2 separate regions of the Homo sapiens genome follow, and region 1 is linked to region 2. Evidence: chromatin contacts called from ENCODE Hi-C data. All regions are on one chromosome and are shown on one strand. The core of a region is the stretch at or near the end of the contact, and the rest is flanking DNA. Distances in the headings are between cores, read along the strand shown.

Region 1 (5,274 bases), core at 2,775-5,274, 170 kb after region 2:
AACCAGCTGCCTCGGTAAGAGAAATCACAAGGAGAGCTGAGTTTGATAAGATGCAGGAAGTTGGTGATCACCCTGGTAGGGTCCACAGTGAGTGATCTCCTGCATCTAGCAAGGGAGGGAAGAAATGTGCTGAGCAAGATACTCCTTGGGGAAGGAAGGCAAGTGATGCTTTGGCTTCTGTGGAAGTGGCAAATACATTATCATGAACCTAAAGAGTAAGAAGTCCCAGTAGTGAGGACGGGAGATTCAGGTTCTCCTTCCTATTCTGCATCAGCTGCTGGTGTCCCTTAAAAGAGCCTCCACCCCAGTTCGCTCAATCACCTTTGTTCTCAGGTAGGCCTGCCTTGTATCCTCTCTAAGTTTTATCTGGGTCTAATATGTTTTTTTTTTTTTTAATTTAGCTAGTCCTCATTTTGGAAAGATTAGCAAATGGGCTGCTTGTGATATCTTGGTAGACAGTAATAGGAAAGTTGTTAAAGGCTGTTCACCTGCCCTTGCTGGGCACAGTTTCCTTACCTGTGAAAGGGGTATCATTTAATCCATCTCAAGGTCTAGTGTGTGCATTGTTGGACTGAGAGGTAATCAAGAAATGTTGTCCTCACAATCTTTCACAATACTTCATCTCTGCCACAATTTCCTCTTCATTTTGGTTGAGAGATCTGAAATCCTGGGGAAGTGGCACCTTTCTTGTGATGGCAACACCTAGGAGTCTCTGTCTGCCTCTCATTTCCATGGGTGCTGAAGAGGGCTTTGCACAGAAATCAGCCCCAGTAAGCTTCATGTATCTGCTGGAAGACTCAGACACTGCAGTTTAAGTAATCAGTCAATCACTGCGAGAACATACTGCTGTTTTTAGAAATGGTATCACATGGCTGGTGCCGTCTGGATCATTTTTACCCTCTTTAGCCTCATGGATCCACGTGCAATTTAATTCTTCTTTGCTGGGCTGGATCCCTGTTCTCTGCTTTTCCTATGATTGTGTGGGCGAGGAAATGCCAGGTGGAATTAGGAATATATAGCCGATTTGCAGTATTCTGAGACAATCTTGATGCATTATCCTACGTCAGCAAAATTTTTCTTGTAAGTGATAGGACAGGGGATGACTTTTGAACATTGTCTTGTCAGCTCTAACATGAAAGGAAGAAAAAAGCTGAATGTGGTTGAGGTCTGGCTGCTTCTAAGAGAAATATTTTCCCATTGTTCCCATGCCCCAGTCTACTTCCCTAATTCAAGATGGTGCTTTCGAAAATCTGTAGCATAAGAAATACAAATGTGCTCACCTGGATGCAATTAAATGCTTCCGTGAGCTCACAGTGTGTCTGTACATACATGAATGTGTGTGTGTGTGTGTTGCAACTTGACTCTTTCACTTTCTCACTCAGCCTCTCCTTCTCCCTAGCTCTCCTTCCTGCCTTGCAGAAGGAACAGGCACCTGGTTCTCCCTTGGCACCTTGCACAGGGTGTGGAGCAATTGGAAACCTAGCCTGCTTGGTTTCAGAACCTGCTAAACTCTGGGAACAAGAGGTTTGCCATGCCAAAAGTCTAGTTCTCAGGTGCACTAACATGCTGCAAATATAGGCTGTCCTCTTTCCGCAAGGGAGCTGGGCACTTAGCTGCCATGAAAAGTCCCCAGCTGTATCAGCTCTGCCCTATAAAGACAGATGTCTTCTCTTGTCTCCCTACCCTCTTTATTCATCCAGAAGCCATATATTAAGCACCAGCATGGCCAGGCTCTAAGCTAGTTAGGGTGGGAAATGAGGAATAAAACACATGTCTTTGCTTGCAAGGGTTTCATGATTTTTCCTCTTAGAATCTGTCCAGAGTTGCCGTCTAATGAGGGGAAAAATAGACTACTATTTTTCAAACTATCACAGCTAACATTTATTGAACTTTCTAAGCATTTTAATATGTTTCAGGGTATAAACCATCCTTGCCGTCATTCCTACGTTACAGTTGGGGAAACTGAATCACACAGGTAGCAGATGACAGAGCTGAGATTCAAACCTGCAGCCCCTGGCTGCAAGAACTCATGGTCTTAACCACTCTGCCATCCTCTCTGCTGAGGTGCTTGTTGAAAAGACCAGAAGGAAAGTGGTGTGCTATAGAATCCTGGAGCCAGAGCAGTTGGTGCAGTGCCGGCTGTAACCCACGCTGGAGAGAACTGGACAGCTAAGTCAGGCCCATGAACCTGCTACTTGCTTCCCAAGCCAGGGAGCTGATGGTGCTTTTTTTAATTTTGTTATTTTTTTACCTCTTAAGGAATGTCTTCCTGGAAGAGATGAAATGTGTTTTGATTTCTAAGACTTCACGAGGACCTGGGAAAGTGAAAGCAGAGGATTGCAGCGTTAACCGTTATTTCTGTTCCTCTTAAGGACTTGTGTAGCAGACCCACCTACCCACTTTTTACAGCAGTATGTTCTGCTCAGAGAAAGCATCCAGAGGCTTATTTTATTTAAAGAGCCGTGTTCAGAAAGTTGAACAGCAAATACCCAGATATAAACAGGGGAAATTACTTTAAAAATCCAGGAGTCTCCCCCAACCCACACATACTAATATAAAGTGCATTAGGCATTTGAGGGCCACCAGCTTCCTGACGTCTGCAGAGTGTGGGGTTGGAGGACAGAATTTTGTGCAGAGGTGGCCTTTTGCACTGACATCTAACTTTTCCTCTATCCTGGAGTCTTGCCTCTGAGAGATATTTAAAGTAGATCAGTTTTCTGGAACTGATATAAGGCTGTGGCCAATCAACAAATTATTTTATTATTTAAATGGTACCTATGAAGATTAAATTCTGACCGAGTCTCTGGGTCTTTATTTCAGATTTTCTTTAGTTTATGTGCACCCCAGCCCCTTCTCCTGGTGCTGAGGTCATAGTAGATTTAAGGAAGACAAGTGAAAACATTGGCAATTTCCCCTGACCCCTCAGTGCTGAAAAGGATTAGGCTTGATTCACCTTTAGTGAAGTGGAAAGGGCCCACCCTCTAGTATCCTGAAGAGCCCTGTTACAGGCCAGTTACAAAAAGTAATGCACAGAGGATAACTTGTGTTTTCACATCACCTGTCAATTTCATTTTTAAAGAGAATCTTTGTTTGCAAAGCCTTTCTCCCTGGTTTTCCTGTGAAAGGCCACGAAGCACTATGCAAGCACAGTGTCAGTCCTCCTCACATCAATGCCCTTAGCAAGGGGCAGTTAGTATCTACAATTTACAGAGTGAGGAAACAGGCCCAGAGAGGTTATGTAACTCACCCAAAATCACACAGCAAGTGTAGGACAGGATCCAAATTCATTTCACATATCCCGGAGCTTTGGCCACTGTGCCGCTTCTTACCTTGAGTAGGTGCTTTTGAGCTGAAGAAAGCCCTGGAGCATTTTCCCAGCATTGTTCCTCAATGTGACAAGAGGCAGCTGGGGGTTGTGGTTTGAGTAGAGGTGAAATATGTTAGGACTGGCTTGTACAAAAACAGGAAACTCCTCCCCAGGGAATGGTTAAATCCAGGTATTTAGAGACAGGAAGAACCTAAGAAATTACCCAGTATAATATTCCTCTGTATTTTTGACTAATGAAGAAATTGTACATGAGAGAAATTAAAGGGCTTCCCAGGATCATGGCATTGGACGCTGGTAGGCCTGGGAGACCCCCCAACTCCTGTCCAGTGTTCATTCCCTGAGATTACAGGAATGAAAGATCTGGTGACAGAATGATTCCCGAAATCAAAGGCAAAGACAGTCACTGTAGGCTGGAGCCGGGATGGAAGTGGGGATACGCCTGTGGCTTGAATAGTTGGGGGAAGGAGGGCGGAGAGGCAGGGCAAACCCTGACATGTGTTCTCAGACAATTCTGGCTTTCTCAGTTTCAAATACTCACACGGCTCTGAAACCCTGCAGGTGAGGTTACCTACTTTAACATTTATGCAGAATCCTCTATATTTATTCTAAGTGTTTCAAAACGTCTTGAGAGAGATCTTTCCTTTCCCAGAGAGAAGCCCTTGGCCACGCCAGGGCAGAGCCCGACAGCAAACCCCGCCTTTATTCCTTGCACTGCAGCGCCCCCTCAGGCCACCAGGGGCAATGACGCTCATCTTGGCTCACAGCGCAGGATGTCACAGCAGAGCCTGCCGCGCTGAGGGCGGCATCCTAAGACGCGGATCCTCCCACCCTTGCAGGACTTGCGTGTTAGGGTGCCCTAAGTCATCACATAGCTGAGGAGAGGCCAGGTGTGTAAGACAGAAGAAAAATAAGATTTAAAAAATCATAGTCCCCCTCCCCATAGTGTAAACAATAAAATTTTCCCCAGCAAAAGAATAAACAGGCTGTGGTTCAAAAGAGTTCTCCTATGTGTTGGCCATAGCCTGTGTTGAGCGGAGGTTGGAGGAGGGGTGGACAGAAGGAAATGGTATTTTGTATTGAGAATGAACATCCAGATTGAGAATGCCCTGGGACTCTGTTGTTGAACTGGGCTTGAGAGAGCCAGGCGTAGCTTCAAAACCATGCCTGGCCACAGATCAGGTGGACTATGGAAGGCCGCAGGCTGCCCAGCTCTGGTGCTGGTGGGGACACTCTGGAGGAATCAGCTTGGTTGGGGGATACTCTGGCATAGCCTGGCTAGGTGGGAAGGGGTGGGGACCCACTGGGCTGCCATGTCCATCCCACTAGGAGAGTCCATCTTTCCCCATATGTTTTGTTTTTGGTTTTGTCTTCCTTCACCTACCTGCTGCTTCTCAGGGTCAGGGGGCCCTGGTAAGTGCCTGAACCCAGCACAGTGCCAGAGCCCCTAAAATGTCAACCTGTCTGTACACTGGAGGGAAGGGGGACATTCAGGCCCACGGGGTCCTGGGAATTCCAGACTCTTTGGGAAACAGAGCAGCCTGGGTGCTCTCAGGACTGCAGAAGTACAACTGTGTGAGCACCTTTGTCTCCTCTTCATGCTAAGTCAGGCAGCATCTTTTAGCACCAGCAGCTACAGGGTGGGGGTGAGGAGCTTAGCAAGAGGGACGGGGAGGGGCAGGGGCAAAGGGCCCCTGGAGTGAAAATGCTGAGGCCCCCAGCTTCATTCTCCATGTCCTTCCCCAGGGCACACGGCCCTGATGCCGTGCTGATGGCTGAGGGCAACCCGCCCACGGAACTGACGCAGTCGCAGATGCTGCATATAGCCCAGCAGATCGCCGCGGGCATGGTCTACCTGGCGTCCCAGCACTTCGTGCACCGCGATTTGGCCACCAGGAACTGCCTGGTCGGGGAGAACTTGCTGGTGAAAATCGGGGACTTTGGGATGT
Region 2 (5,261 bases), core at 348-2,847:
TTATAACATCACACTAATTTTTTTTATACAAAAGACTGTCAGGGTTCAGGGTGCAAAAGGGTAAATGTGCAGTCTTTGTATGTTCCATTGTCTTTTCTTCCTCTCTTCATAACTTTTGCAGAGAAGGCCAGCCTTGTTTGTATGTTCCGGTGTCCAAACCTTATGTGTACAAAGTAACTGTGTGGTTCAGTCAGAAGAAAGGTGATAGGAGTTTTGAGAAACTGGCATTTTGAAAAAGGGCAATTCCTGCCTCTGTAGGAGTCTTAGTACTTTTAGGATGTCTTAGGAGAACATACAACTGAACACCACCTCTAAAATTAATTTCTACTTACAGCTGAGTGTTTTTATGTATATGTTTTGTTGACGCTTCTTAAGAGTTCATAACATTCTCTGGTATATCATACTTTTCAGATCATAAGTATACTTTTTTCTTACTCATATAATAACTTTTCATATATACAAACATCTAATTCAAGAATTACCCATTAAAGACCTAGCCTTTTTTGCTTCCCGTTGAAAATGTGAATTTTGAGATTAATAAATAATGTATTTTAGTCATTTCAGTATAACATTCTTAACTTTGCCGGTTAAAAACAATACCTATTTTCAATGAGATGAATGCCCCCTGGTGGAAACAGTGGCAAATATTTGCACTGATTTGGGGGGCCCACAGACAACAAGAACAAGCATATCAAGTGTAATGATGGAACAATGTAGGCATATAATTGACATAGCTTAGAGAGTGTCTTTAGTTTTTTAAGTCTATACTTCATTTAAATGCAGTAAATAGAAGATAACATCAAATTGGGAGGGTCAAAACATTCAACAAGGAACTAACTAAACCCTTATTATGGCAATTTCTCTAGCGTCTTTCTTTTCAGCTTGGGAATCTCTTAGCTAGTAAAGTCATTTATATCAAGGCTCTTCGTAACGATTTTTTAATGGAGGAATTTTCAATAATACCTTGGAGGGTGTTCTAAAACTAAATAGTTGTATAAGAGAGAATTGCTTAAAGGATTATAAGATGGCCTCCAAGAAAACACACACACACACACACACACACACACACAAACACACACACCCACAAACAAACACGTCAGTGGGTGAGAGGAGCAGGTTTTGGGATTTAAGCTTCACCAATGACAACTTTATGTTGTTTGTCTCGTTAACTGCCAGACAATCCATCTCTGGTTCCATAGGGAATGCTTACCAAGCCAGGCATGTGAGCTTGCCAGGACTCATGTTTTTATAGAAAGCTTTATTTTGGAAATTTCTAATCTGAACATACTTGAAATCTAATTCTCAGAAAACTTTGGAAAACCATTTAAAAGGAAGCAGGAAAAGGGAAAAGCAAAAGTGAAGTATGAGGCTGTATCCCCTCTATAGGAAACGGAACTGTGAAGAAGCAGAGGTTGCTGGCACGTTCTGCGGCTCTCCCCTCTGCCCCGTCATACCTAGCTTTGCTGTGGCTGTCGCTCTAGCAGAAAAGCTGTGGTATTTTTTCTGCCTCTGCAATTTTCCCACTTGGATGGAGCCTTTGGAAATGAAAAAAACAAATAATCAAGAGCCATCTTGTATTGAAAGCTGATGTTCTGCATACTTAATGGGCTGAATCACCCTTTCCCTTTTCAGATATGGCTCATGTCCATTAAGCCGTGGATATGGCTGATAAATACCATTGTACTTGTCATATCACCAAGTGCCACATTTTCCGAGGCAGTGACGTTTCTTTACCTCAGCATTTGTGAGAGATTGCACTCTGGAGTATAACGGTTCAGGCTGAAGTTGTCTATTAACTTGAAAGGACTTAGAGATATGTTAATGGCTGGGTGGGAACTCAGTTCTTTAGAAATTCTTCTTAAACCAGTACCTTTCATCAAGTCACGATGCTTAATCTTATGTTATCCGTGGCTTATGTCCTGAAGTGGGTGGGAAATGGGGCTTGACTTCCCCAAATGTAAGAAGTGTAATATACAATACTTCTCACATATGAGAGATCAAGAGAAACTACTGAAGCTTCCAGTAGATATTCCAGAACTTGTTTCTTTGATAAGAAATAGGCTGTTCTCCTACTGTGAATGTCCTCTCGCTGTCCCACCTCCCAGCATGAGAGACCCCTAAAATATAATGCAACAAATGCTCTTAATGACATTGCCTCTCACAGATGTTTATTTAGAAGAACTGTGAAGGGTGACCTGTGAAGGGACATTTTGTGTGTCTAGGGATTGACTTTCCCTTCTTGACAGTGCTCTTTATCACAATGTATTTTTGTATCTGTATCACATTTTTGTGTCTGTATTGCAATGTATATTTTGTTGAAATGGTTTTGGACTCTAAACAGGGTTACCCAGCTTGATCACTCACGTTCTTTACTTGACTTGGCTCTGAATAATTCTCAGACATTTCCTGAGTCAGATTCATCCCTGAAGGGTTAGTATCTACTGTCAGGGATTTCAACTTAATTTTATTCACTTTCAGATATGTGTCTGTATCAGGCATTGGGTTAGATGGTCCTATTTCCCAGGGAATGACACTTTGGAGGGAAAATGTGAAGTCAGTGGATACTTTAAATAGAGTTTGAAAGGTGCCTAGAAAATGGTCCTCAGAGATGGGCATTGAAGGAGGCTTTGGGATTTGCAGAGTGTGAGAGTTGGGGAAAGAGCATGGAGAAGAGAGAGGGATGGATTCCAGGTAGAAATTTTATGTCCCAAGATGTGAAAGTGTAAGAAAATGTGTGGCATTCATACATTTGCTAGGAGTCTGGTTTGGCTTGAGCAGAGAACGGGGGTAGAGAATTGGGAGAAGAGACTGCTGGGTTGTGGGGGCAGGGCATGAAGGGGGCTAGGGAGTTGACAGTATGGACAGAATTTATCCCAAAGACTTCGCATGGAGGAGTACCCTAATTAAGTGTATGCTATAGAAAGAAGACTTGGCAGCATGAGGAGATGGAGGTTGGAAGACTGGGGTGTGATGGGAGGTGGGACTGCCACTGGGTTAGATCAAGTTCAAATAACTCAGTCTAATATTAGCAGGCTGTAAAGGTAAGATTAGAAAATGAATCCCAAAAATGTTGTGGGCAAAGGCAGCAAGGTTGAAAGAAGCTGTATGGCCTGAGGGAAAGGCAGAGGGGAGTCAGATGAGTCTGAGTTCAAAACCTAGCACTGCCGGTTACTAGTTGTATGACCTCCAATAGTCTCACCTGTCTTTAAATTTTTTAAATTGAGAAATAATAATTGTGCATATTTATGAGATACATAGTGATGCGTGATACAAATAATGCATAGTGATCAGATCAGCATATCCATCATCTCAAATATTTATCATTTCTTCATAGTGGGAATGTTCAATATCTTCCTCCCAGCTATTTGAAACTGTATGTTATTGTTAACTCTAGTTCCAGTCCTCACCTTTCTTTGCTGGCTTTCCATCTTCTGGACAATGGGAATGGTACTCTTTCTTCATGGTGCTGTGGTGGAAGTGAAATTAGATTATGCATGTTACAGGGGTAGAGTTTGATAGTCACTCTTTGAGGACACATGAGTGTGCCTGTGTACATTTGGGTACGTGTATGAAGAAAGGAGAGACAGAGGACCTCCATTCAGACATCGATTTTCTCTGTGCTTATTTAAAACTCTTCATTCACATGCTGCACACTCAACAAATACTTATTTAGTGGTACACACATGCAAGGTGCCAGCTAAGGACTCTGTTCCCTTTAGTGACATCTCCTGAGGGGGTGAGGGCAGAAGATGTTTAATAAATTAATGTTGGTCAACTAATTCATGCCCACATATGATGACAAAAGTGTCTAATAGCCAGTACAAGTCAAAATACTAGAAAACCATCCATCTGAGTTATTAACATTTTAATTTAGATCAATAGGGAAAAATAAGTCCTTAGGGGGTTTATTTATATCCTTAGTGAGTGTTTTTTTCTTCTCGCAATTTAGTTTCCTTGAGAACTGAACATTTATAAAGTGTTTTTGGTGAACCCATTTATACAGTAGAATTCATTTTCTCTAGGAGGTTGGGAACTACAGAGAGAAACCAGAGAGTCATAAATTCTATTTAATTCAAGTTCATGCATTTCACTAGAGAAAGCACCTTCTTTATCCTCTTATTGTACTTCCCCTGAGACCTCTGAACAGATGATGTTAGCAGTGATTTAAAAATGCAAATCATATCACAGAAGTCCTTTAAAGGATTGTTCCTCACTCCTCCTCCCACCCTCCATCACACAGGCCCTTAAACAACAGGAATGGTAAATTCAAAACCAAAACTTGCGTCATAGGTAAAAACCAACTATTTGCTGAAATAGGCTGTACCAGTCTGGCTATTTTGATCACCCATGATAGTTGGAAGACAGAGGATCTATATTCTAAATCTGATGAATGTATTTACTATTCACATTACATGTTTGAGGTGAGCCTGCTATATGTACATGTGGAGAAAGAAGTGTGGTTATAAGGCAAAATAAATAGTAGCCCTTGCAGTCAAGTGGCTTCCGTGGATCAAGAGCTCGTATAACTCATTTTCCAGAAGAAGGGCAGATGCATTGCAGTGGGAGTTCATAGAGAAAGATTACTCTTGGCTCATGCTATTGAGATACTTTTATGGAGGAATTAGTTTCAAGTTGTGCCTCGAAAATATTGGCCTGTAGAATCTTCCAGTTTGAGAAGTCCCTAATTACACAGTGTTTATGGGCATGATTTTTAATTGTGTACTGCACCTTATTTCTTCCTATGAGATTTTTATTCATTCTTTAATAACTCACACTACATTTGAAAACTGTTCTTGGGAGGTATTTAAGAAGAGTTGTGGGACTAACTCTTCTTAAAACATAAATTTTGAGAGTCAGGGATGGCTAGTCATTGTGGACAAAGGATGAACTGAGGTTCTTTCATTCCCAGCCAAGCTGGTGACTTGCACACAAGCGCCATGCTATCAGAGCCTCTCCCCAGGCAGTGTGCACCAGAATTTATTGCAACCTCAGTGTGAAAGGAACTGAGAAATCCTTTGGCAACATGACCTGGGAATTCCAAAAGTCGCCCATGCCTTTGTATAAAACCAAGGAAACCAGAGCACATTCAGCCACTGTATGAGCCTGCAGTCCCTTATGCTGATCCCTGCCAATCCCATCTCATCTGAGCCTCACATTCCCACAGTCCCCTGAAGCTTAATCAAGTTGGTAAAATTTATGTGTGTTCCTTAGAATAACCATCACAACAATTATTGCTATTATTTATGGAGCACTTGCTTGTT

Evidence for each region. A loop is a pair of places that touch in the nucleus more often than their neighbours do. Pooled maps may share reads with other maps.
Region 1: a map of endothelial cell of umbilical vein shows a loop between it and region 2 (12-fold over the local background). The contact joins two enhancer-like sites. A Hi-C loop is called at or near these places in 10 of 168 maps with a recorded cell type or tissue (Calu3, GM12878, MCF 10A and 7 more), 26 of 37 single-sample maps with no recorded cell type and 14 of 50 pooled maps.

What each region holds. Positions count from the first base shown.
Region 1 is chr9:84,950,212-84,955,485 of GRCh38, forward strand. It overlaps NTRK2 (neurotrophic receptor tyrosine kinase 2), which reads left to right. Exons shown (of 19, transcript NM_006180.6): 17 at 5,072-5,274. Among named protein-coding and RNA genes, the nearest start is that of NTRK2, 280 kb to the left of the region's middle. RefSeq lists an enhancer at 4,662-5,162. Within about 2 kb of position 4,025, at least 3 of the 41 ENCODE cell types and tissues checked have a DNase peak (open chromatin) inside an H3K27ac peak, as active enhancers do.
Region 2 is chr9:84,780,999-84,786,259 of GRCh38, forward strand. All of the region lies in intron 12 of NTRK2 (neurotrophic receptor tyrosine kinase 2), which reads left to right. Among named protein-coding and RNA genes, the nearest start is that of NTRK2, 110 kb to the left of the region's middle. Within about 2 kb of position 1,598, at least 2 of the 41 ENCODE cell types and tissues checked have a DNase peak (open chromatin) inside an H3K27ac peak, as active enhancers do.